Regions from separate parts of the Homo sapiens genome. Here region 1 is linked to region 2. A link is a loop called in an ENCODE intact Hi-C map of the cell type or tissue named here. Cell type or tissue: mammary epithelial cell. All regions are shown on one strand. Links, peaks and the distances in the headings refer to the core of each region. The heading gives the core; the rest is flanking DNA.

Region 1 (11,974 bases), core at 2,614-10,613, 52 kb before region 2:
TATTTCTCTGATCTCCCACCTAAAACAATTCTGGAAGGAAATGACCTTGGCTGACATTCTCCTTGTAAAAGCTTATCTGTCTGAAAATCTGATAAGGGCCATAGTGCCCAACGCTGGGGAAAATAGTGTGTTCATGGAGTCAACACCATTGAACGGTACTCCGCCATTACTAACCACAGTTTCTTTGGGAGAAGCGTGGGGAGTGTTCAGTAAAGACAACACAGAAGTAAAATTCCATCACTCAAGCCATGGCGTGCAAGCACAGAGCCAATGTGGAAGCACATTTGCCAAGCAGTGATAATGTTTGCATTAGAAGATGGTGTTAAAGATGATTTTTGAACTATGTTATTTCTTACAGCATTTCTCCGAAAATTGCTGTCAACTTGTCTAGAGCCCTCTCGTCTCCATGTCTTTGAAAAGGACCACATTTGATCTTCTAACTTGGAGTCCTAACAGGTCTGCTTGGCAGCTGGGATAGGACCCCCGGTCCATGCATCGTTTTTCTGTGATGATCTCTGCATTGAGGAGTTCTGCTTCCCTTCCCACTCACCCTGTCCCTCCTTGGGACCTCTGCGTTCTGGGCCAGGCCTTGGGAGGATTCCGCTCTGTCCTCCTTCCATGTCTGGTCTGGATGCCAGACTAAATGTCAGTAGATTTCAGTAAAGGCTCAGCGTTGATGATAATGCATGAGCTCATAACATTTTATAACCAGTGGAACCGTAAACCATTTATAAACATGAAATCCTATTGATTTAGAGAACCATTAATCCTAGACAAATTTTGACATTTTGGAAAGACAGAAACAGCCAAGCTATATTATCTGGAGTTTTAAAACAAGTTCAGGACCCATCTAATGGGCCATTTCATGTTTTAAATCCACTGTTCCATTTTTCTCATTGTCAGTGACTCTAATATTACTCAAAAAATTAAAAAAAAAAATTGCCAGAGAAGTTTATGGCTAGTGACCTCCTGCTCCCAAAACAAGTTATCCTTTTCCCTTTTTTCGAAGAGCCTCTTTGAGTTATGCTCTAATTTATAGGAAGTAGAATAAAATCTCATGAATTTAAGTCTTGCTAATCCAGACTACGTGATGATGGAGGCATAGTCTCTTCTAAGGACAGTTGTGAAAAGTGCAGTCTAAGGCTGTGCTGCATTAATGAAATCCGGGCCTCAGTTCCGTGATGTGGTGCACTAGAAGGACATGGGGTTTCCACCCTGCCTCTTCCACCTGATGCTGGTTTGGGAGTCGGGGGCTCCTTAAACTTCAATTCTTTCACTTCAAGGGGGAGAAAATAGTTCCTTCCCAGGCTGTCGTAATTACTGAATTGTGGTGACAATCTCTCCCCACTGAAAAATGCCCATGAACGAGCCTCCTAAACTGTAAGATGCAATTTAAATATTATTGTACCATTATTATCTATTGATCACTAATCTTATAATGGAAACAAGAGCTAAGTAATAAAGATATCTATTAGGGATCTCTTCAACTTGGACATTTAACAAGGAAAACAAGAGCCTGTCAATCGAGTCTGTGAATATACGGTATGTTAGGTATAGAAGCGTAATTCTACCAAGGTGCTTTGGTAATATTGAAGGTGTGTTCTCCAGATCGTAACCGTTTCAACAGCCCCAGATTGGTTTTGGGTTATTAGAACAGAGAGAAGGCGCTAGCATCTCCTAGGCTAACAGTACAATTTCGGCTACCTGTAATTATTGAATTCCCATTAAGCAACTACACTGGGAATCCTGTTATTAACCAATTTATCACACCAAGGAACCATGTAATCACAGAGTAATCTAATCTGAGTTCTTGTTAACAAAATGACTCGACTTTATCTGTCGAGTTGATTCCTGTTTGCACTCCCCATTATGCTGCCCTGGGAATCTGCAACCAGAGGCAGGTTCCTTGGTAGAGGGCACTTATGAGTCTGTGAGTGCCCACTTGGAAACGCCTGCCAGCAAGTTGACCCTGAGGTCCGCCCCCCAGCCCATCTCCCCATCTGTCACATGTGAGTTGCAGTGGATCTGCGTGTGGGATGACGCCCGTGCACCAGCCAGGCAACGTGTGCAGAGGTGTGAAGGAATAATGTGCATTGTTCTGGACACTGCTTCCTGCTCAAGGACTTTTCTTGGGGAAGCACACCAAGTCTCTCGGTTGAGTTTGACACACCAAGTCTCTGGGTTGAGTTTGACACACCGAGTCTCTGGGTTGAGTCTGAAGCAGAAACCTGACTGGAGGAGGCAGCATCAGAAGGTTAACGGTCTGGCCAACTCTGGCTGACATCGAACAAAGGTCCCTTTAGTCTTAATAGCTAAATGGATCAAAAGGCAGCAACACCTGCTCTTCTGGTTAGAGTAGTGGACTTGGAGAAAAGCTGCCGGTAGATGTTCCAGGGCACTGGGACTGCCCTGCACACAGACCTCCCTCTGTATTTGAGACAGCGGCTTGTTCAGATAGTGCCTGGGGGCCTGCCTGGTGGAGGGCCCATGGCTCTTGCTTCAGCTTCCCCTTCCTGCTGCCCGGCAGACCTGTGGTGGGAGTGTTGGTTGCCCTACCTGGGGCCACATCTTTGTCCGGTGCTGCCAGCTTCATGATTATCACTTTCTCCCCACCTGAAACGCCTTTCTGGGCTCATGGCATGGCTGGCATTCCTTGGCCCACTGTTTCTCAGGTCCACATAACCTCCTTGTTGTCTGACCACCTTCCCAAATGTTGCCCAATCCATCCTGTCTTATTTGTTTTTGCACTAACCACAGATAATTATTCGTTCCCATATTACTTGCCTTCATCTTCCTAAATGCATCTTCTCGAATGCAGGCACCATAATCAGAGATGCCATGCGGTCATCCTCTTTCTGTTTCCAGCAACTATAGCAGGGGCTGGGTCCTAGCAGTTGCCTACGTAATATTGCTAGAATTAATGAATGAGAACAGAGTCTTAAAAGGCAAATTCTGGCCAGGCACGGTGGCTCATGCCTGTAATCCTAGCACTTTGGGAGGCCGAGGTGGGCGGATCACTTGAGATCAGGAGTTCAAGACCAGTCTGGCCAACATGGTGAAACCCCATCTGTACTAAAAATATAAAGTTTAGCTGGGTGTGATGGTGCATGTCTGTAATCCCAGCTACTCGGGAGGTGGAGGTTGCAGTGAGTTGAGATCGTGCCACTGCACTCCACCCTGGGTGACAGAGTGAGACTTTGTCTTTAAAACAAAAAAAAAAAAAAAGCAAATTCTACCTCACTTTTAGTCCCAGTTGCCCTGGACTGCTTTGTTTTGGCCAAAAATTATGTTGTGTCCTCCCCTGTGTCCTCCCACAATGAGACCCCTTCCTTGCCACAGACAAATAGGGCTCTGCCTGGAGGCATTGTCAGAACCACTCCAGATGGAGTCTGTGGCCTGGTTCTATTCTATCAGAACTTATCGAAGATCCTGAAACATTTTCTGCAAGACATACTCCAGGATCTTTTTGGAGCCTGGCTCCCATGCCACGGTCCCCTCCTTTCCGTCTTCTAGGATTCTACAGTAAGATCTTGGATAGAATGGGTGGGGCCAGCAGGGTCTGCTTGTGAGTGACCAGCTACCACAGTCGCTGTGCTAAGGGGAGCGTGAGAGTTACTTTGTCCCCTTTTCACTTGCCTGTGGACAGCAGGTGGAGGTCTAGCTGGATGTTTTCTGGGTGATGTTTGTTCTGAGCACCATCACGGTCCCAGGCCACCAGACGTGCTGTGTGCACCTGCTTTCCCAGGGCGGCTCCAGTGCAGGGGCTCATTCTACAGCCACACGGGCACGTGGGAAGCCGGGGCTCCAAACCTTGTTGTGGTTTCTGAGGACTCTGGCTGTGGCTTTGCACAGTCCCCTTGCAACCTCCCAGGCCTCACTCTCCAGCAGCTCAGGAGGCAGGAGGCTGCAGGTGGTGCTGCTGCCCTCCTGCTGGAGGGATCTGGTGTTTGTAAAGCATGGGCAGGGGAGTGTCCATGTCATGAGGAATTCTTACTCCTGGGGAGGAGCAGCAGCCTGGAAAAAGTCCTGATTCTTGAGATTCAAAGCATGAGTCTGAAGCAGCTGGAGCCAGGCCAGCCTTACCTGTGCGGGGTGTTCTGTCCTATAAACACCTGAGTCAAACACAGGCTGTAGATTTTGCTGGGTGAGAAGGGAAGATCCCTGGATGGCTGGGGATATTGACAAGACACGAATTCCTGGGGACTGTAGGGATTTACCTTTGTAGCCCTCTCGCTGCCTGCACCTCCATTCTCCCTCCAGATAAGGGAACCATCCACCCAAACACTCTGTGCCCTGGGGCTGTGTCGCCCTCGCTGTGCTCTTGGCAAGTCCCTGTGATGCATGATTAAAGCAACTGAGAGTAGATTTAATTTCTTGGTTGGTCTTTCCCTTTTCAAAATGAAAGTTTTAAGTGTGGGGACTTTCTTACAACATGATTATTCTGTACATTTCCAAAGAAAGAAGAATCTGCCCTACATCTCAGGCTGCTCTCCAGCCTGCACCTAAGCTTTATTTTCTTCCCAGAGACTGTGCTAGGCTTTGTAGTAACACTTCTCCCCGCTGCCGCATGTGATTTTGCAGAGCGGCATCCTTCTTGCTTCTCCAGCTTATTCTCTGTTTGTCTCATGCTCCTATAAATACTCAGGCCCTGCCACAGTTTCTTTAGCAAGCTGTCACTGAATCCTCAAGATAATTTAAGAGGAACACATTTTTAAAGTTGCCTTCTGCAGTCGTCCATGTGTAACAGTTAAGAGTTAAAAGCAGGACAATCTGGTGCCCCGGAGCTTGCTTTCTGGAAGGGAAGAAAACCCTTTGTCTTTGGGGTCTCTAGCCTCGACAGGGCCATGTGGCTCGGTGGCCAGCAGGTCAGAGGCCTCTGCCTTTAATTCTCTTTGAATTAGATCTCAGAGTCTTCCCCAGTGCTAACCGTGGCTCTGTGCTGACTCAGGCTCTACCACTGTGGATAAATCACCTCACCTTGGGGACCTGAGCTTGCTTGGCTGTGAAGTGATGGCTGAGATGTGCTCCCACTTCTCACAGCAGTCTCCTGGAACAAGGCCTGGGCCCAGGAGGGCAGGTGCACCAGGATGTGGGCTGGCTTTTATTGTGTAGCTTTGGGTAGGACCAGCCATGTCCCCAAAGCACAACAATTTATGTCAACTGACATTGGCGCCAACTTGGCCGGTTTTATGTGAGTGCCATGGGCAACACCAGCATTGTCCAGAGGAAACTAAAAGTTGGGATCTGGATCCCAGGCCTGGCTCTCCCCCTTGCATGGGAGGTGAATTCAGGCAAGTCCTTTCTGGGCCTTGGTTTATGGATGTGACCCTGGCCACCTCGCCAGGCAATAGAAGAACCAGGACCCCAAATATTTGTTGTTCTCTTCTGAACACATCTCCGTGTGCATATCTGAGGGGCACTGGAAATCCAGCATGTCCAGAACCAGATCTTTCCCCCAGCCTGCATCTCTGTCCTTCCAGACTCAGCCTGCAGCCCCCATTCATCTCCCTGGATGACTGCAGACCCTGGAATCAAGCTCAACTTGCTCCTCCTGCCTCAGCATCCCTGGGTCGAGTGGATTTACCCTCAGAACACCCGGTGTCCTTCCTCTCCGCCCACCTTCCACTGCTCTAGTCCAGAACTCCAGCAGTTTCCTCCTTGGCCATTGAAACAGCTTAGTCTCCCTCACTCTCTGTATTCTCTCCCTCTCCAGTTACCAGAGTCACCTTAGGAAAACTGGCAAACTCCTTCTCAAATCCCTGCTTATCCTTCAAAACCTAGGTCACACGTCACTCCTTCTTTCTGTGGATTTTCTAGAATAACAAAGTCCACCCTCCCCCCTGCCTCATCCACACACCTCTGGGATGAGTTACTGCTCTGGCAGCATTGTCTCTAGGTTTCCATGAGAGCCTGTCTCCTGTGGGATCGTAGCTGTCTTCCCCCAGGTCTGTGAACTCATTGAAGGATGGACCATGTTTAATTCATCTTTTGTCTGCAGTGCATTTAGCACAGTGCTGGCTCTGAACCTGCTCTATTTGTTTGTTGAATTACAATAAACTGATGAACTGAACCAAATCCCCTCACTTCTAATCTCAGCAAAGTGCTGCCGCCCTATTTTCTGTTTTCATTTAAAATTTATACATTTGTATAATTCTATTTATTCTGTCTATAGAATTTGTTATATACTATTTCTATATTATATACCTACATTAAATATATATGGATCTCATCCTAATAGTTTAAAATATCAGTGGTTTGTAGTTAACTGGCTTTTCAACACTTTAAATATAGAAATGATTCACCGTAACTTTGTATCCTTCCTTTACCACTATTTTACATGGTAGGTGCATTAATCAATGTTTATGGTATCACTGTAGGGCTTCAAATACCAGAATAAATGGCTAATCCATGATAGTAACACTCAAACTGTAAGATCTGTCCCCTTTTCCTGGTATACTATGAACAAGAAATTATGATTATAGTTTTTTTAAAAAAGCATTAGCCAGATATCCTAGCTGTATATTTTACTATGAAGGATCCAAAGTTAGAGTTAGACGATGAGCTGAGCTTTCCAAATGCATCTTGGATGTTTTCCGTGACCATACTGGAGAACTTGCTTGACTGAAGCTCATCCTAGGTGCCCATCTTACCTGTGGCACTCTCTGGAGTGCACCTGCGGCTCTGGGTCCTGAGCCTCATCTAGGTGCCTGGGTCTGAGGGCAGGTCAGATGCACAGGGGTCAGAGAACCTGGCATCCCATAAAATAGTGCCACCGAGGAGCAGAGGCAGACCCAAGTCATTTGGATTGCCTCTGCCCATCGTAAGTTCTCCATGAGGAAAGACACCCCATGACTAACAGCACCGCCACATGTCTATGAAGCATATCTTATGCCATCCCCCTAGGAAGCCAGGAAGACGAGTCATGATAATCAGAGGAGTCAGTCCTTTCTGAGACGTAGCCTGCAGAACACTGCTGTTCCTGACCTCAGTGAAGAACAGCCAGTTTTCCAACTTTTGACAGAAACTGTGTTATAACTGCCTTGAAAAGGAGATGACACAGGGCTGTTGTCCTCCTGTTCTAAGCTGGTTGCTGTGAGTCCCTCGTGGCCAACCCAACCCTGAGTGGGATCCCATGACCCAGGGCCATCACCTTGCCTGCCTGTCTCCTTTTGAAGATGGGAGTGCGTCTGTCTAGAGACATGGGTGACGTCCCGGGCTCCCAGTGTTGGTGTGAAGGCTACAAAGCCACCCTGCCTCCCTGGGCCACCAGCCCGGAACCCTGGTTTCTAGATGTGGTCAGGAGCTCCCACTCCATCCTGATACCCATTGAGAGCATCATCTCCACTAAACGTAGCAGTGATAGTTCTCATCACACACGGAAACCATTAGCTGCTTGTGTGTGTCATCTGGTGTCACCAGTGACCGGTCTAAACGTCAGCCTGTGCATTCCTGCAGGAGGTCCCTTCTCAAACAGGTTCTTTCAAGACGCCTATCTGTGAGGAAGAACCTGCCCTGGGGACCCCGCACCCTGAATTCCCTAGTCACTCTATTCCCCATGGAATTTCATACGACCCAGCCCTAGACATCGTGGCCAGGACTGCGTCCCGTATTTACCCCCAGAAAAATCTCCATACTCATCTAAACATGAATTATCTTTATCTTCCCATGAAACTGACAGCGTAGTCCCCTCATGCTGTTTTGGACATTGGTAAATGCCTCCTTAACTTTGACCTTGGGGTATAACCAAAGGCTGGGACTATCAGTATAATTAGCCTTTCTCTGCTAATAAATTTTAACTAATTGTTTCACAAATAATATGTTGAGATGGGTAATCAGTTTTAGTTACAGTTAATGGCTGTAACAAGTTTCCTAGCATCTAAATAAGAGAATTAAGGCATTGCTAAACATTAGTAAAAATGACTAAACCTAAATCCGTACATATTCGAGGGACATAAATAATATATTTTTGGATTTCAAATAGAAAAGAAAAAACTTGGATTATTAGCTTTGGGAATTTTCAAGAAGAATTTAGAGATCTGTCAGAATCATTCTTTTTTCCTGACTTCATTAAACAAAAGTATTTCCTTACCCCAGAATAACATTGTGTATGTAAGGTGTTATCCAGGGATTCCTTTCTCTCATCTTCCTACCCTGTCACTCACCATAAATACTAAGAACAGAGCACTAAACATTAGGCAAAAGGCGAATTTCCCCCACCTCAGTTCATGCTGCTAAAGAACTTAATATGCACAAGTGGTGGTCATTGAAGCAGGGCTGGAAAGGGCACTTCCATGAAGAGATAATCGCTGAATGACAAAGGCTGCAGAGACTCCACTCCAAGTGGGCTCCGGACAGGCTGGAATTGGCACGGATTCTGCATACAAATGCAATTACCACTCTTAACAATAGGTCTCCATTAGTCAGGAGGTGCCCGGTTCTGCCGGCTGTCTTGATCGTGCACTATCCTGACCAGCTTTCTTTTTGCAATACACTCGGAATCAGTGAAGTGCCAGTGTGCGTGATTTTATCTAGAACTCTTTGCACCCTCTGTTTTGTGGTCTTATTGGTGTTGTAATACATTACCAAGAATGATGTGAGAAAATACAACCCATCACTTTTGTGAATTCTTCATTCAGTCTCATAATGTTAGATATTTTCCTCATCTTTCCTGAAATCCTCCAGTCATTTGGGGAAGGAACTTGCCTTCTTTTGGAGCTTCCTACTTGAGAAGCCGTCAAGGATTGTGGTGGACTGGGATGTTCTCCAGCCTGTCTAAGGGGGAGTGTTCACGGGTCGCGAGGTTTCCCATCCATCCTTGGGGGTGCCCTGGCTGTTTGTCCTCCTAGTTCCTGCCAGTTGTTCCTAACGCCGTAGCCTGGAGGGCTCTAGAGAGGCCATCCAAATCCTCCCTAACCTGGCCTCCCTCCACGATTATCTTGTTTTCTTTGGAGTCTGCTTTGCCAGGTCGGGCACCCTGGCTTCCTTCACCTCCTCCTCGCCTGCCTTTTACGTCCTTGCACCTGTGGCTCTCACCTTCCATACAGAGGGCTCTCTCTCGCCAGAGCTCTGTCCTTACCCTCATCCCGGGGTCCCAGGGTAAGGGGCATGCATGGAGGTGTCTTCAGCAGCTTCACACTCCTCCCAGTCTCCCAGGGCCTGGTGCAGAACTTGTCCTTAGGAGGTCCCTTGAAAAACACCTGTTCAATTAATACCCTTTAGGACCCCAAATGGAAAGGGCTAAGGCATTTTTATCAAAGTGGTTGTTTAAAATTCCACCTGTCCTTGTCTGGGCACGGTGGCTCATGCCTGTAATCCTAGCACTTTGGGAAGTCGAGGCGGGTGGATCATGAGGTCAGGAGTTTGAGAACAGCCTGGCCAATATGGTGAAACCCCATCTCTACTAAAAATACAAAAATTAGCCAGGATTGGCGGTGCGCGCACGTAGTCCCAGCTACTCGGGAGGCTGAGGCAGAAGAATTGCTTCAACCCAGGAGGAGGAGGGTGCAGTGAGCCGAGATTGCACCACTGCACTCCAGCCTGGGCAACAGAGTGAGACTCTGTCTCAAAAAAAAAAAAAAAAAAAAAAAAAAAAATTCCACCTGTCCTTGACCATCATGGATCATATCAAACAGTGAAAGCATGGAGTACACAGCAATGCGTTTCACAAGCTCCCCCTCTCTGATGTCAGACAAGTGGTGTGGAGCCTTGTGGCGTTCCCATCCAGTCAGGTTCCAAGCCCACTCATTGATCCACTGCAGAATTATTAGTGTCACTTGAGGCCACTTTGTGTGGTGGCTGTGATGATCCAGAAATGAAGCAGACACAGCGTGCTCCGGGAGGATGTGGTCACTCAGGGCTTGCAACTGATGGTAGGAATTCTACCACTTGACGAGAAGATTCTAAATTCTGGGAGAGATGCTGTTTAATGAATCTGAGTCAGAATTCCTGTTATGTTTTAAATCTTGCTTTCATCTCCAAAAGCCCTTGGATTGCAGTTGGTCCATGTTATTTTCATGAAAATGTACACATTAGAATTCAGGCCATTTTGTCGCAGTACTATGTTACAAATTAACCATTTCAGCGAAGGAGAGAATGGCTGGTTTGCCGATGATGTTTCATTGTTCCTTTCTGAAACCACATCCGAACAAAAGCTGAATCATCCGTGGTGTGACTCATCAGATTAGTCCGACAAAAGAATTACCAAAATAGGGCTGGAGAGAAGAAATTTCAGCTGCTTATGAGCAAAGATTATATTAGTAATTTATCCACAAAACATTTTCTGAAATAATTACGGCATATTTTGACAAGAAATATGGAAGATAAGCCAGAAAAGTTTTCCTAAAGAAAACGGAAACTGGAATCTCTTTTAATCTTCTTTCATGCTGAGATGGTTTTAATTAGAGTAGCACAGTCGGTCTGCATCACAACCGAAGGGATGTCTGTCATCTTAGAAAAAGATGTAGCTGTGTCAACCATCTCAAAATTTGTCAGAAAGATCACGTTTGGTACTTGGGGTTTCAGTGGTCTAGGAGGAAGCCCATCAATCCTCTGCCGAAGAAGTGTTACTCAGCTCTGAGTCAATAGATTTGCCAATAAGGGAGAGGTGTTTTTCAGCTGAGGAATGCCTTGTGACTCTCCACACTTTTACCCTTCTGTGCAGTCTCTTGAAACCCATAGTTACATCCCTTGCATAATTGTAAAAAGCAGCTCCTGGGATTTCAGATCTGGAAGGGACCTTGATGATCCCTTAGTGCAACCCCAGAGGACCTGGAGACTGAACAGACACCCCACCCAAGAGAGAGGGCAGAGAAGCTCAGCCCTAACCTTGCAGGTACGCGGCAGGCTCTCACGGGCTGATGTTTCTCACCTTTCGCTTGTCGTACTGGTGGTTTTCCCCCCGCCTTGAAATTGCATCAAGACCGTTTGTCCTTTTGATGCTTTTCCCTAGTCCTCTATATTTCCATGACAGAATTATTTTTCACAGAGAAATATGTACCGCCTCCCATGGCAAAGGTACCCATTTATTACAGGCCTGTGGTGCTAAAGCCCCAGGCAGCCGGGTCTTGAACACAGTATCCTTTTCATCTCCCTGGGCCAGGCATTACTGGAAACACGGTGGATAGCTATGCTGCTCGGAGAGGGTAATTGGGTTTCGAGTGAAAAGTGGTGTTTAAATGCAAGACAGGCAGGGTCAAATTCATTTCCCTCCAGGGCTTTTGGCCTTCCAGAAAGCAGGGTATGACATTACAATGTGTGAACACTGGCAGCTGTGATGGCCCCACGTGTTCTCAAGCCTCTGGGACAACCACAGTCATGTGACATTTTAAGATTTATTTTGAAATTCCTTTAAGCTACCCAATCCCGGGGTGTTCCAGGCATCCCATGGTGCATATGGAGAAGTGGGTTGTAATGGTGGTGTAGGGACTCACAGGAAAGTTCCTGAACTCCCGGATTCAGGTCCTTGCAACTAAGAGCCAGGCTTTGATCTGACAGCAAGGACTGTAACCTGAGCTATACTTTCCCCTGCTGCTGGAATTGTGTTTCTACAGATTCATATGCAGGAATTCAAGGAGGACTTGGCTGTAAGTTTGCATGGGAGAACAAGACATGGATGTAGATTTGTAAAGCCTTTGAAATTTGGAGACACCCTCTGGCTCACTTGGAGTCTATACTTCCGAGATGCTGTGGCCACCCATGTACACTGCTACTGAGTCACCTGAATAGGTGACTCCTCCTGCCCAAGGAACTCACTGGGTTCTGAACACTTTTCTACCGAAGAAACTTCTATTCTTAAGCTTCTGACATTTGGGGGTGACTCACAGAACTGACCGCAAGCTGCGAGGTCATCCAGCTCAATCCCCATTGCTCACCCTCCCCTTTCTCTTTGCTCAGTGGGACCCTGAGGGAAGTGACCCTGTGTATCAGCAACTCTCAGCCACCAGGGCAGAATCACACAGACCAGTGCTTGGTAGTC
Region 2 (11,974 bases), core at 1,832-9,831:
ATATAGCCCCATGCTGCTTCCTCAACTGAACAGCTGTAAAAAGGCCCTCATGCCATCAGCCTGTGCTTTTTCCTCTTTCTCTCTGGGATGTGCCTGTCCATGGAACCCCTGCTTTGGGATATAGCTGTGATCATCTCTGCTGAGATGGAGTGAGAGCAACTTTTATTTGCAAGGCTGCCTGTAGTATTTTCAGCATTCCGTAGCCTCCTTCCCATGTCTCTCATATGTTGTAGTTTACTGCATTTCATTTCATGGCCAAAGCTAGATTATTAAGGGCTGAACTGGAATTTTCCATATTAAGTAGAATATAAACTTCAACAAGCATTTTGATATGGTGGGGTTTTCTTTTGTTTCTTTACCATTCTATTGGATAGAATAGTATAATTCATATGAATGTATGCTGTGCAGAGATGTAAGACTCTCTTCTTTTCTTTTTTTGCTCAAACTTCCTAACAGCAGGATAGTGTGGTAAAGAGAACATGTCTATGGATGTGCAATACTTTGAATAAACAGTTCAGTGCTCTATAAAATAAATATTCACAAATAATGACTTTGGGGAGAGTTATTTCCAAATCCCTTTGAAATATGTTGTTAGCCAAAAGGTTTATAGAGTAATTTAGAATCATAATTCCTGCTTGTCCCTAATATCTGCTGTTCTACATTCAAGTTAATTTTCTCTCAGTCCCAATTAGAGCTGGGAATACATACTCAGCAGAAAGAGACACATTTGTCAGGTTAGAATGTTTTGTTTTTATTCAGGTAGTGATTTGTCATCTGATAACATCTTTATACACCTCAAAGTCCCTCAACCCATTCATTATGGTTTGAATAATGTCTAAAGCACGTACGACTCAAATGCACACTGAATATCCTGTGACTTACAGTAGAGGGGTCTCTGAAAGGACTTGAATTTGGAGCCAGGAAATGTCTCTGAAGTTATGGTTTTTCTCAATGTGAGAGGTAAGATCCTTGGTTGCCTGGAGATACCTTAGTTAGTGCCTTCAGGATCTGAAACAGACACATTATCACACATGGTCCAAAGGTTCAAACCTATCCTTTCATGGCTTAGTGCTTAACACAAGACATTGTCCAAACAACTTGTTTACAGCAATCCTGTCAGGGTCCCTATAGTTTGGTTCCTGCAAGTCTGTATTCTGTCCTTAATGTATAAGAACAATGTACATTTTAAATAAACTGATTAAAAGTCATGAAGTTTCACTACATATATATCATAGGTTAGCTCCAGTATTGGAATAAAGACTTCTCTCAATGTTTGTATGAGAATTTCATGGTAATGAAAGTGTCGTCATGTAGTATCAATCATATTAAATTTTGCTTTAAAATATTGAAGTCACCCCATAATGTTATGAAATATTAAAATCAAATATGTGAGACAAAAAAGGATCTGCTTCATAAATCATGCCAGCTAATTTCTGGTTGGGGAATGTAGGTCTCCAACCAGTGGAATCATGGTGGGGAGGGGTTGTGGTGCTTCACATTTATGAAAGACTGTTGAAAATGACGATGACACTGGTTTTATCTGGGGAGTTTTTATGACCTCACACTCCCAGAATGACGGTGGTTTGCCTCAAGTATGTAGAATTTGCCTGCCTTCCCAACTGAGCTTCTTGGATGCTATGGACGCGTTGAACAGCATCCTTCACAAGCGTTAAAATCCGTGGTGAACCTGTCACTGCCCTCCTACGTAAATATCTGACCACAGAGCTGCTGCTTTGGGAGGTAGCTGTGATCATTTCTGTATCATGAGTCTCTGAGAAGCATAAGTCACCTGCTTCTCATATTCCAGAGTTCAGTAGTTGTCTCTAAATGAGATAGCCATGGCTGGGCGCAAACAAGAGAATACAAATGTCTACGTGAACGGGTCTGTCCTGCCACTCCACTGCGATCCGTTGTTATTTCTGAGAATCATTTTGATTTTTGGACTGCTTATTTCAGTGTGTAGGAGTCTTCCTTGTAGATGAATGCCTTTCACGTACAAGTCTTTCTCTTATTTATTGATTTATTTAAAAATTTTTCCCTACAGAGGGAGAAACAAAACACAAAAATTCCCTTTCCTGCCACAGGGGAAAACAACTGTGGCAAAACAGAGAAGCCCCCGAAGTAAACAGAGTAATAGAGTACCCAGCCTCCCATAGAGCTTGCAGAAATCTCATTGTGCAGACATGGAGCTTCCCAGCTTTTGCCTTGTTAGCCTATTTCTTAACCAGTAATTCTGTTTCTTAATAGGATAAAGGGCCTGACTTACATGAAAGCTCAAAGTCTTAATCACAATGATAAAATACAAAGTCGTGGCAACTGTAATAAGTTTAAAGACATATGTAGCTTTTCAAGGACATCTTGTCTTTAAGGAAAAGTCTTTCATTTAGCTAAAGAAATTAAACTGAATTGTTTAGTCTTTTAAACAAAATGATGAATTTAGTGAAGAAAACAAAACTCTCCATGGCTAATGTAATTTATGCAAAATCATGCAATTAGTGATAGCTGTGCTAGACTTTTTCTTTTCCTTAACCAAATGCGCCTCTAATAAAACCATCGTGAGGAGCAGTGCCATCTAATGTAAGTAGTAAACATGGATAGTAAATGATTAATATCTGGTGAGGCATGCAGATGGCAGGACTTCCATTTTTTCTTTGAGCTCCTTGTGCATGTTTGCTAATCATTCTTGCAAAAAAATTGCAAAGATAAATATGAACTTTCAAAAGTAACATTCAACAGGATATGAATGTAAGAAATAGTACAGTGTGGGGGAATAGTAAAAACCAGCACTTTCCGCCTCTGCATAGTGAAATGACGGTAACTTGCTGTAGCGTAAGCTTAATAAGGGTTATATCATTTTCATGTATGTACTACTCTGGGAATGGCCCGGGTCTTGTGAGTGGTATTTTTTCATCAAGTACCCAGCCAGCGCAGTCACTCTGACAGTCCCCCCACTGAGATAAGGCATGGAAAGGTAACCCTCTAGCAAGTCCTCGTTGAGGGGGGAGCGTTCAAGTGCACAGACGTCTACCCTGTGCTATCCTGAGCTGTAGTCTTCTGAAATGATCGTTTGGCTTCCCAGCCAAGGCAGGGCTCCCCCAAAGTTCATTCCCACTCTTGCAGTTTCACCTCGGGATGCTTCCGCAGAATTTCAGCGCCTAAGCAGACAAGGTCAAAGTAAACCGCTTCACCGCTGCTTCTGGCGCAGGGGCCCAGAGCGCGTGCAGCTCCCCAGCACAGACCAACAGCAGGAGAGGGGTCCGGGCGGGAGCCCTGGGCTGTAGATAAGCAAAACGCACCCATTTTCTCTCCTATTTACTCCAGAGGCACCTCTCCTCCCCCACTCCTGGCATCTCTTTATCACTGGCTCCCTCTCCCTGTGGCATATTTTTGGGTAGTAGAATGCTGAGGTCACAGGGAGCGGCTCTTTATCCAAGCAGTGGGGACATCAGCCTGGAGCCCTGAGCATGAACCAGCAAGATGCAGACTCTCGCTCTTGACTTTGGGCTCCAGGAGCTGCCCCGACCCCGGGCTGCCCGCGGGCTCCCTCCTCCCTCCTGCCCTCGCCCGCCAGCTCGCAGTCTCTTAGGTCTGCAGCGTTGGTTGGTTTCCCACGCCTGTCCCGGTCTGACTCGGGCTGCCAGGCACCGGGAAGCCCCGCGGCGCCGACCCCAACCCGCAGCCCCGGGAAGGTGCCAACCCCAGCGAGTGGAGGAGACGAGCATTTCACGTGGGCATCTGCCTTCACTGCTGCTCGCGCCTCTCCTCAACGGCCGGCGTCAGGGCCCCTCTGTTCCAACTCATCCCCCCCCCGAAGTTAATCAGCCGTACTTGTACTTTCCAGGGCGCTTTAGTTTGGAAAATACTTAAAAGCCTCGAAACCTTCCGGGGAGACGGCCGCCCCCAGATCTCCCAGTTTTGCCTGGCTAGGGCTGTCGGGCGCTCACGAAGCTGTGGCGTCTGTCTGGAACCCACATCGCAGAGGCGCAGCCCCGCTCCTCCCTGACGTCGCCAAAGTTGCCAGACGCCCCTCAGCGACCCGGTCGCGCCAGATGCAGTTGCATAACCTTGCCCCCCACCTGCGACCGCACCGGGTCCGCTCCCGGCTGCACCGGGGTGTCCCGGCCCCGGGAGCCGCCGAGTTTCCGGCCAAGCCGGTTTGGGGCCGAGTGTGTGCGCCCGAATCGGGGTCGGCGCCCGTCCCAGCGGTGCTCTGCCCGCGGCCAAGTACGACGGGCGCGGGGGCGCGGGAGGAGGGCACGCGGGGCTCCGCTTACCTTCCGCTGCTTACAGATAAGTCGAGGTCGATGCAGCGCCTGGCTCGGGCATGTCTCGCTGCGGACCCTGGCAAGCCTGGGGCGGCACGGAGCACTCCGGACAGGGCATCCGCGGCCAGACTCGCCGCGCTCACGCGGAGGAAGCCTCGGCTCCGGGGACTTGGCCCGCTGCGCGCCTGCTGCCCGCCCCCTCCACCGCTGCCGGCCCGGCCCTGCTGGCCCGGCCGGCCCCCGCGCCGCAGCTCGCGTCGCTCGCGTCCCTCCGGCCCCGCTTAGCGACGCGCGCGGGGAGGCAGCGGCTGGGCCAGCTCCGGGGACGCCCGCGCGCTCGCTTGCTCGCGACGCGGCGGAGCCAGCCACAGCCACCCGGCTTCGCGCTCCTCCGATGTCCTCATTTACTGCAATTGTCTTCGGCGAGATCTCAGAGCCAGGGCCAGGAGGCGGGGGCGGGGCAGAGGAGGGAGCAGGAGGGAAGTCCTTTCCGCTGCTCCAGGTCCCAGCTACTCCGCGGAGCCGGGCGGCCAGAGGCGAGGGCGCCCCAAGCCGCGCGCCTGCCGCCTGTGCGCCCGGCTGGCACCGAGGCGGGCGGAGCCCCGGGCCCCGCGGGGCGGAGGTGGGGCGGGGGCGGCGCGGGGCCGGGCCGGGCCGGGCCGCGTGCGTGGGGTGGGGGATAGGGAGGGAGTGGAGGAGCCCCCTCCCGCCGCCGCCAGAGCTGGAGGAGGAGGAGGAAGAGGAGGAGGAGGTGGAAGGAGCTGCCGCCGGCTGCCGCCGGCTGCCGCCTGCGCGCGGGGCTCCGCCACAGCGCGTCCTCCGGGTTTCTGGGCTGCAGGCGGCGCTGCATGGCCCGGGAACTTGTTGAGTCTACCCTGGAGCCGCCTCCGGAGCAGCTGGCGGGCGGGGGACTCCGTGTGTTCTCTCAGGGATGGGGGGTCGCTGGGGACCCTGCTGCATGACTGTCTGCTGTGCCAGCCAGCCTGGCCCGGCGGGGCTTTGGGAAGCCAGGCTTGAAGGGTGCGTGTCTTGTAGGTGCCTGGCCGCTCACCTGCGGATGCTGCCTTGTAGAAGCAGGAGTTCGGGGATCCTTTCAGTGCTGGCTCCAACCTGGTGTCAGCCTCTCTACATGGGGACAGGAGGTCCTATGAGTGGCCTGAGGACTGAAGTGGGAGGGCCTGCCTGGTAATGTTGCATGCTGACATTTAGGGACACTCCAGAGCAGGCGCCACTGCCACTCCTAGCCAGGAACCCTACCCCCCATCCAGAGCACACACCACCCGTCAGCAGAAGCCACAGGGCGCAGAGGCTGAGTTCCTTTGTGGCAGAGTAGAATTCTCTTGGGAGAGGAAAAGACCTAGGATGCACACGGAGCTATCCCCGCCCTTAATTTCCCACCCACCAAAGAGTATTGGGTGTTTTGAGCTCAGAGCAGCAGACCCAGGGGCCCCTCTGATGCCTGTCAGGCCCTGGGGTCTGGGCCAGGGACTAAGCAGCCAGCCGAGTGCAGGGCTCCTGGCCCCCTGGATTTGCTCCTAGAATGTAATGTAAAATGTAAGTAGCCACATTTATTAGTCTGTTTCTCAGGAAAGGTCAGAGAAGTAGTGGACCCCAGGGAAGGGACAGGCTTCGGAGAGGAAATTGGGAGGACAAATGGAAAGTCCCTTCACCCACCCACCTCTCCAGACACATCAGTGGGCAGTGAGACCTCTTTGCCTATACATCCCTGAGTCTCTGCACCTAGCACCAGCTCTGTGCCTGTGACCAAGCCATAGCTCCATCCTTGTTCGCTGAGCTGAACTGAGCCTATCACTGCCTTATAGAGTGTCTGTTTTTTATAAATGACTTTATACGAAATACCTTCTTTGTATGTGGATGCTTTGGGCAGTGTGTCCAGACATTTCAGAAGAAAAAAAAATCTAAAATGTCATCTATTTCCCTCTTTACCCCGCAGCATCCTTTGGTATACAATTTTGCCAGCCTTGGGGATCCAGATATGCCCAGGACGGGAGTCCTGAGCCTGTGGATCCAAACTCTGCCCACCTCACTCTTCTTGTTGTTCTTCTTAACTCAGATCCCCCAAGCTGATTTTCCAGCTTACCAGGGAGGCTGTTGGGAGCTGGCTGGAAAGAGATGCTTAATTTTGTGTGAGCAGTATGGAAACTGCAGTCCCCTCTTCTGCCTGGAAGGGGCCTGGGAAGGGAATGTATAGGAGTTGGGGACGTTTAAAACCAGATAGGAGAAGTTGCCACTCTCCAGCATGTTCCCTTGGGGATGTGCTGTTGCAGCTGTGGGCTCCAGTAATTTTCCCAGTGGTCTGGGGAACTTCTGTAAATCTTACTTTATTGGCAATCCATAAAATTGAAATCTGCCTTCCGTCTTTTAAAGTGACTGTAAATAAAGCTGCCAGGAAACTTGGGCATTGGGCTGGTAGTATCAGAAGGCTGAAGTTTTCCGGGACCAAGAGTGAAAACAGGTCAACATAAATGCATGCCCAGCAAGGCAGTGCTCAGCCACAGGTGGCACTGTGAACTGGCAAGAAAACAGCTCCAAGGACAGTGCTATCTGAGATTCGCATGATGTATAACTCCAGGAAGAAAATGGAAAGCCGTAATTGGCAGGTTAGAAAATCCACTTACATGAAGAGGAGAGTATAACGGAATTCTGTAGCATCATCAGGACTGCTTAGAGTTGTTCAATTGTGTAGTAGACTTACAGTTGTTTTGCTAAGTCTATTAAAATCATTGGCATCGCTTCTTTTTTTTTTTTTTGAAGTAGGAAACCATTTACATATTGTAGTGCTTAAGTGCATGTCTTCAGCATCACAAATCAAAATATTGGTGAAAACTTGCCTCACCTTACCTTTGGCTCTGGAGAGATATTCCACATGGGTGAGGTGTGTGTCATCATGCTCCAGGCTTTAAAGCAAGCATCATGCTGGGGGCTGGCTGGAGAGAAGGGAGTTTCAGCCATCTTCCTGCCCACAGATCCCTCTTGCATTTTTTTTTAATAGATGGGATGTAGGCATATTTTTAGGGTCTAGAATGAGTCAATATGCTCGGCTTCCTCAGGAAAAAAAAAAAGTGAAACTTGATAGATTCATTTTAGGAATCAATTGGTATTGGCTTTTTATATTTTGCTTAAGATTTTTGTTGAAAAAGATAGACTTGCAAAGGAGAAAATAGCTACTTTTCAAGTGGGATTTCCTAAAAGCAGAGGAATAAAAATAAGGGAAAGTTCAAGACGGCTAACTAAGCAAAATATCCACGTCTCTCTTCTTTTGCCTTCTTCTTGGAATTGTGCAGGGGTTGTACAGAGAATTGCTGGAATTCCACCCCTATGGTATAGTGAGTTTGAGGTCTCAATTTCCACATTAAAAAGTCAAGAATATACAAGTCAAACATGTTCAAGAATGTTCATAACAGGTTTATCTATATCTGTTCCAAACGGGAAATAATCCAAATACCAGTCAACAGTAGATAAAGATTTCTTGGTTCTTCGTATAGTGGAATACTAGACAGCAACCCAAAAGCACTAACTGCTGATGCATGCTTTGGCATGGAGGGCTTCTACAAAGGTGCAGAACAAAGGAAGCCAGACGCCCAGTGTTTATGACATGATTCCCTTTAGATGAAGTCCAAGAATGCGACAAAGTTATCAATGGTGGAAAATATCAGAATGGGGATTACCTTTGAGGCATACTCGTTGCCCGGGACCACAGCAACTTCACTGGTGCTGGATCATTCTGTCTCCTGCACTAGTTGCTTATGCAGTTTTCCACCTATATAGAAATTCATGGAGATGCTTCCTGTCTCAGTGTGACCTCATTTGTCTGAGCATCATCACTGTGTCATTGCAATGTCCACATGCATGCTCCCCAATAACCCTTACCCCTCAGTGAACCAGTGTATCTGTCAGTGTGATTAACCTGTATCCTCTCCAGTGTGCAAGGCAGGAGAAGAGAAAAGTGTCTCCAAACTAGCAACTGCAGAAGAGGAGCCTTCCAGTTTAGCTACACAGCAGAACTTCCTTCTTTAGGAGACTGCCGATGAAACGCCTGCCCTCCCAACTGTCCGATGTCGCTGTGACAGAGCTCGCTATGGACGTGAATTTTTCTTTCCCATGTCTTTGTTACACAAAAGCGGTCCCGATCCAGATCCCAAGAGAGGGTTCCCGGATCTCACACAAGAAAGAACACAGGGCGAGTCCACTGTGCAAAGTGAAAACAAGTTTATTAAGAGAATAAAGTAGTGAAAGAACAGCTACTCCATAGACAGAGTGGGACATTCCCAAAAGTAAGAGGAGGAATGCGTCCAGCCTAGGTACAATACTCATATATATGGGGAGCTCTGCTCTGCTACGAGGGTTTGTGATAAAGGATTAAATTTCTTAATTATTATATTTTGCAAGAATCGATATTATCTGTTTTCGTTTTTGTTTTTGTTTTTGTTTTGGAGACAGAGTTTCGTTTTGTTGCCCAGGCTAGAGTGGCGTGATGTCAGTTTACTGCAACCTCCATCTCCCATGTTCAAGCAATTCTCGTGCCTCAGCCTCCTGAGTAACCTGTAACCACGCCTGGCTGATTTTTTGTATTTTAGTAGAAATGAGGTTTCACCATGTTGCCCAGGCTGGTCTCCAACTCCTCAGCTCAGGCAATCCACCCATCTCAGCCTCCCAAAGTGCTAAGATTACAGGCGTGAGCCACTGCGCCCGATATTATTATCTTTAAAGTAAAATTAGGAACGCCTTTGTTCTCAGGATGTCTGGATATTAGGACACTCCCAAGTCTGGGTCTGTTTAGTAAACATCACCAGTGTGTTCCCTTAACCTTAAACATCTAGAGGTGAGGAATGCCTAACTTTCTAAGAATGCAGCCCAGTAAGTCTCAGCCTCATTTCTCTAGTCCTCACTCAAAATGGAGTCGCTGTGGTTCGGATGCCTCTGACATCTGCATATTCCAAAGAGACTCATAGATGAGCCCAACCTAAGTCTGTGATGGGCAGGTTACACCCGTCAGTTCAGAAGCTGTGGTAGCAGATCAGCCAGTGCTCAACGCCTACGAGGGAAAAGTAACTCATATCGCCTTCGACCTGTAGGGTCGAGATCATTCCCTTGGGGACACTTTAGCCTTGTCTTTCAAGAACAAGACAGACACAATCCTCAAGGTGCCCCAGTGGGGCCTCCTTTTCTGCCGAGAAGCCCTGCAGGAAGGCTTTCTGCATCATTCCCCTTGTCATATTCTGCTCGAGCCTTCACTCTCCTCTTTCTGGGCTTATTTCTGGTTTAAGACTCTCGCTTTGTGTAAAGCCCCTTGCCCGTGGCTCTTGCACGGTCCTGGCAGCCGAGCCGTGTTTCCTTCTGGTGGGAACCAGAGCTGTTTCTGAGGTGCTGGTCCATGTTCCAGGGCCATGCCACTCCTCTGGCTTTCTTTTCCTTTCATGGTAAGAAACTAGAGATGGTTTATTGGCCTGAAATACAAATTTGTTTTGGAAAACCTGAGCATCGTGAGGACTCGTTGAGATCCCTGGCTTTCTATGATGCATCATTGTGAATCTGATTTATCCACAGAAATGGAAGGTTTTCCTTTTGAAAGAGAGGGAAGTAGCTCTAGGTTTTTGTTTTTTTCTAATGCTCCCTGCAACTGAGGCAGTGATGTATGGGAATAAGGAAGAGCAGGCGTGCACTCTGGCTCTCCCCTCTCCCCTCACAATCCCTCATTTTCAGGGCTCTGAGCAAACCCCAAGGCTTTCCCCTCCCAACTGCAGCCTCTCCTTTCTTTTAGGCGGACTCCTGGGGAATGAAACAGAAACCCTTTATTTTGTTGACCTTTATTTGGTCAGTCTTGGGTGCTGGTTTCTATAGGGTTTCTTACTATCCCATTCTCGTCACTGGGGAGCCAACCTCTTCAGCACAGGTAGATGGCTCAATGGGCTTGTCTTAATCCTTGCTGGTAAGGCCACCAGTCTCATTGAGCCTGCTGAAGCCACCTTCTCATAAAGTGGCTGACATGCCCACAGAGAGTGACACTTCTGATCAGAACTAGGGCAGGAAGGAGCCAGGCACGGTGGCTTATGCCTGTAATCCGAGCATTTTGGGAGGCCAAGGCGGGCAGATTGCTTGAGCTCAGGAGTTCGAGACCAGCCTGGCCACTATGGTGAAAGCTTGTCTCTACTAAAAATAGGAAAATTAGCCAGGCATAGTGGCTCATGACTGTAATCCCAGCTAGTCGGTAAGCTGAGGCAGTAGAATCACTTGAACCTGGGAGGTGAAGGTTGCAGTGAGCCAAGATCGCGCCATGGCATTCCAGCCTGGGTGACAGAGCGAGACTCTGTCTCCAAAAAAAAAAAAAGAACTAGGACAGGAAGGGGTAAGAATGGATTTCACACTTGAGTTTCCACCCACCAGCGCTGTGTGCTGGTGCTGGAGCTACTGGCTGCCCTTCCCAGGCCTTCTGCCCCGGTGCACAGGAGGCTTTTCTTTAGGGAGCTGCTGCAGGGAGGCCTGCAGTCTTCTCCCAGCTGGGGGGTGTAGGAACTTCCTTGTTTGCCCTCCATCCCCACCTTAGGTTCCACAGGCATGGAAGAGGGATGGGGTAAAGGGGAAGGCAAGGAACATGGAAGCCTCCTTGTTGTACTTTTTTCCTTCCCCAAGCCCTGACTGAATATGAGACTTCGATGAGAATGATGCTCCGCTTCGGTTGTGCGCCTCCAGGGTGGCAGGTACTCGGTCCATTGTGGATTATATACTTTGGTTCTTACCAGATAACTGGGCACTCAATACTGTTAAACTGTCTCCACAGATGTGGATCAGAGAACGTAAATGATCTCTCCAAGGTCACACAGCTAGGAAGGGGTGGAGCCTGGATTCAAATCCAGTTCTGTCTGATGCAACCAGAGGACAGATTCTGACCAAAAATGCCAACTGCTCATGCCAGGCTCTCAGGAAGCTGATGCTGCGTCCAGGCTGGCTGGAGAGTAGCTTTGACCAGCATTCTTTTGTCGTCATTAGCCGTCCCTCATTATCTCACTGTATTAGTTACACTTTGAAATAAAAACAGGCACTGAAACAGCAATATACTCAAATCATTTTGCATTTCGATAGCACTCTAAGCTTCCCCAATATAATTTCAGTGATATTCTCACGTTTTCTTCGTTGAATAACAGCTATTAAAATGATTCATCACAATATACGTATCCCATCTATACCACAAGAGGCCACTTCACACCCTTCTGGTGCCATGTATAATGGCATCGTATTACCATGGCCTTTTGATTATCTTGAACACCTCTTTGGTGCTGTCATTTGCTGAGATTCAGTCATAGTGGACAGGATATGTGTTTTTATTTTTTTTAAAGATGACTAACACACTGTGCATATAATTCTAATTACCTACCCTTGACATTTTATGCGCTTAGTGCAATAAATTATTTTGCTAGTTTGGTCTAAGAATTGACGACCTGACTTTAGATGTATTTATTTCGCAGCGTGGCTCATGGGTGATGTGATAACAAGCTATGAAACATTGGAAAGCAAGCATTTTATTCTTTAACACCAAGTTCCAAATGGGAAAAGTACAGAATTAAAAATAAAAAAATCTCTAGTTATGTTTGATGACCTCTGAGTTCCTGGAACTGTCAGTTCCATGTTTTCCGTAAACGTTTTTTTTTTTTTTTTCATATTATTGAGTCTTTGGAGAATTAAACAGTCTT

What was found. Hi-C counts contacts between places; a loop is a spot of excess contacts. Peaks named below come from ENCODE experiments on the same cell type or tissue, not always from the same donor. Only the 100,000 strongest peaks of a DNase experiment are listed, where the experiment ranks them.
Region 1: a loop joins it to region 2, with 4 times the contacts of the local background. A loop is called at or near these places in 7 of 110 quality-filtered maps.

The regions. Positions count from the first base shown.
Region 1 is chr10:127,138,467-127,150,440 of GRCh38, forward strand. All of the region lies in intron 27 of DOCK1 (dedicator of cytokinesis 1), which reads left to right. All of the region lies in intron 5 of INSYN2A (inhibitory synaptic factor 2A), which reads right to left. Among named protein-coding and RNA genes, the nearest start is that of INSYN2A, 52 kb to the right of the region's middle. RefSeq lists enhancers at 1-693, 9,757-10,956. In mammary epithelial cell, for the core only: a CTCF peak has its summit at 3,911; DNase peaks (open chromatin) are centred at 6,915, 10,155 and 10,585; H3K27ac peaks cover 1,022 bases.
Region 2 is chr10:127,191,723-127,203,696 of GRCh38, forward strand. All of the region lies in intron 27 of DOCK1 (dedicator of cytokinesis 1), which reads left to right. It overlaps INSYN2A (inhibitory synaptic factor 2A), which reads right to left and starts at 4,869. Exons shown (of 6, transcript NM_001039762.3): 1 at 4,275-4,869; 2 at 883-1,008. In mammary epithelial cell, for the core only: CTCF peaks have their summits at 5,110 (motif pointing right) and 6,779; a DNase peak (open chromatin) is centred at 4,719; H3K4me3 peaks cover 1,727 bases.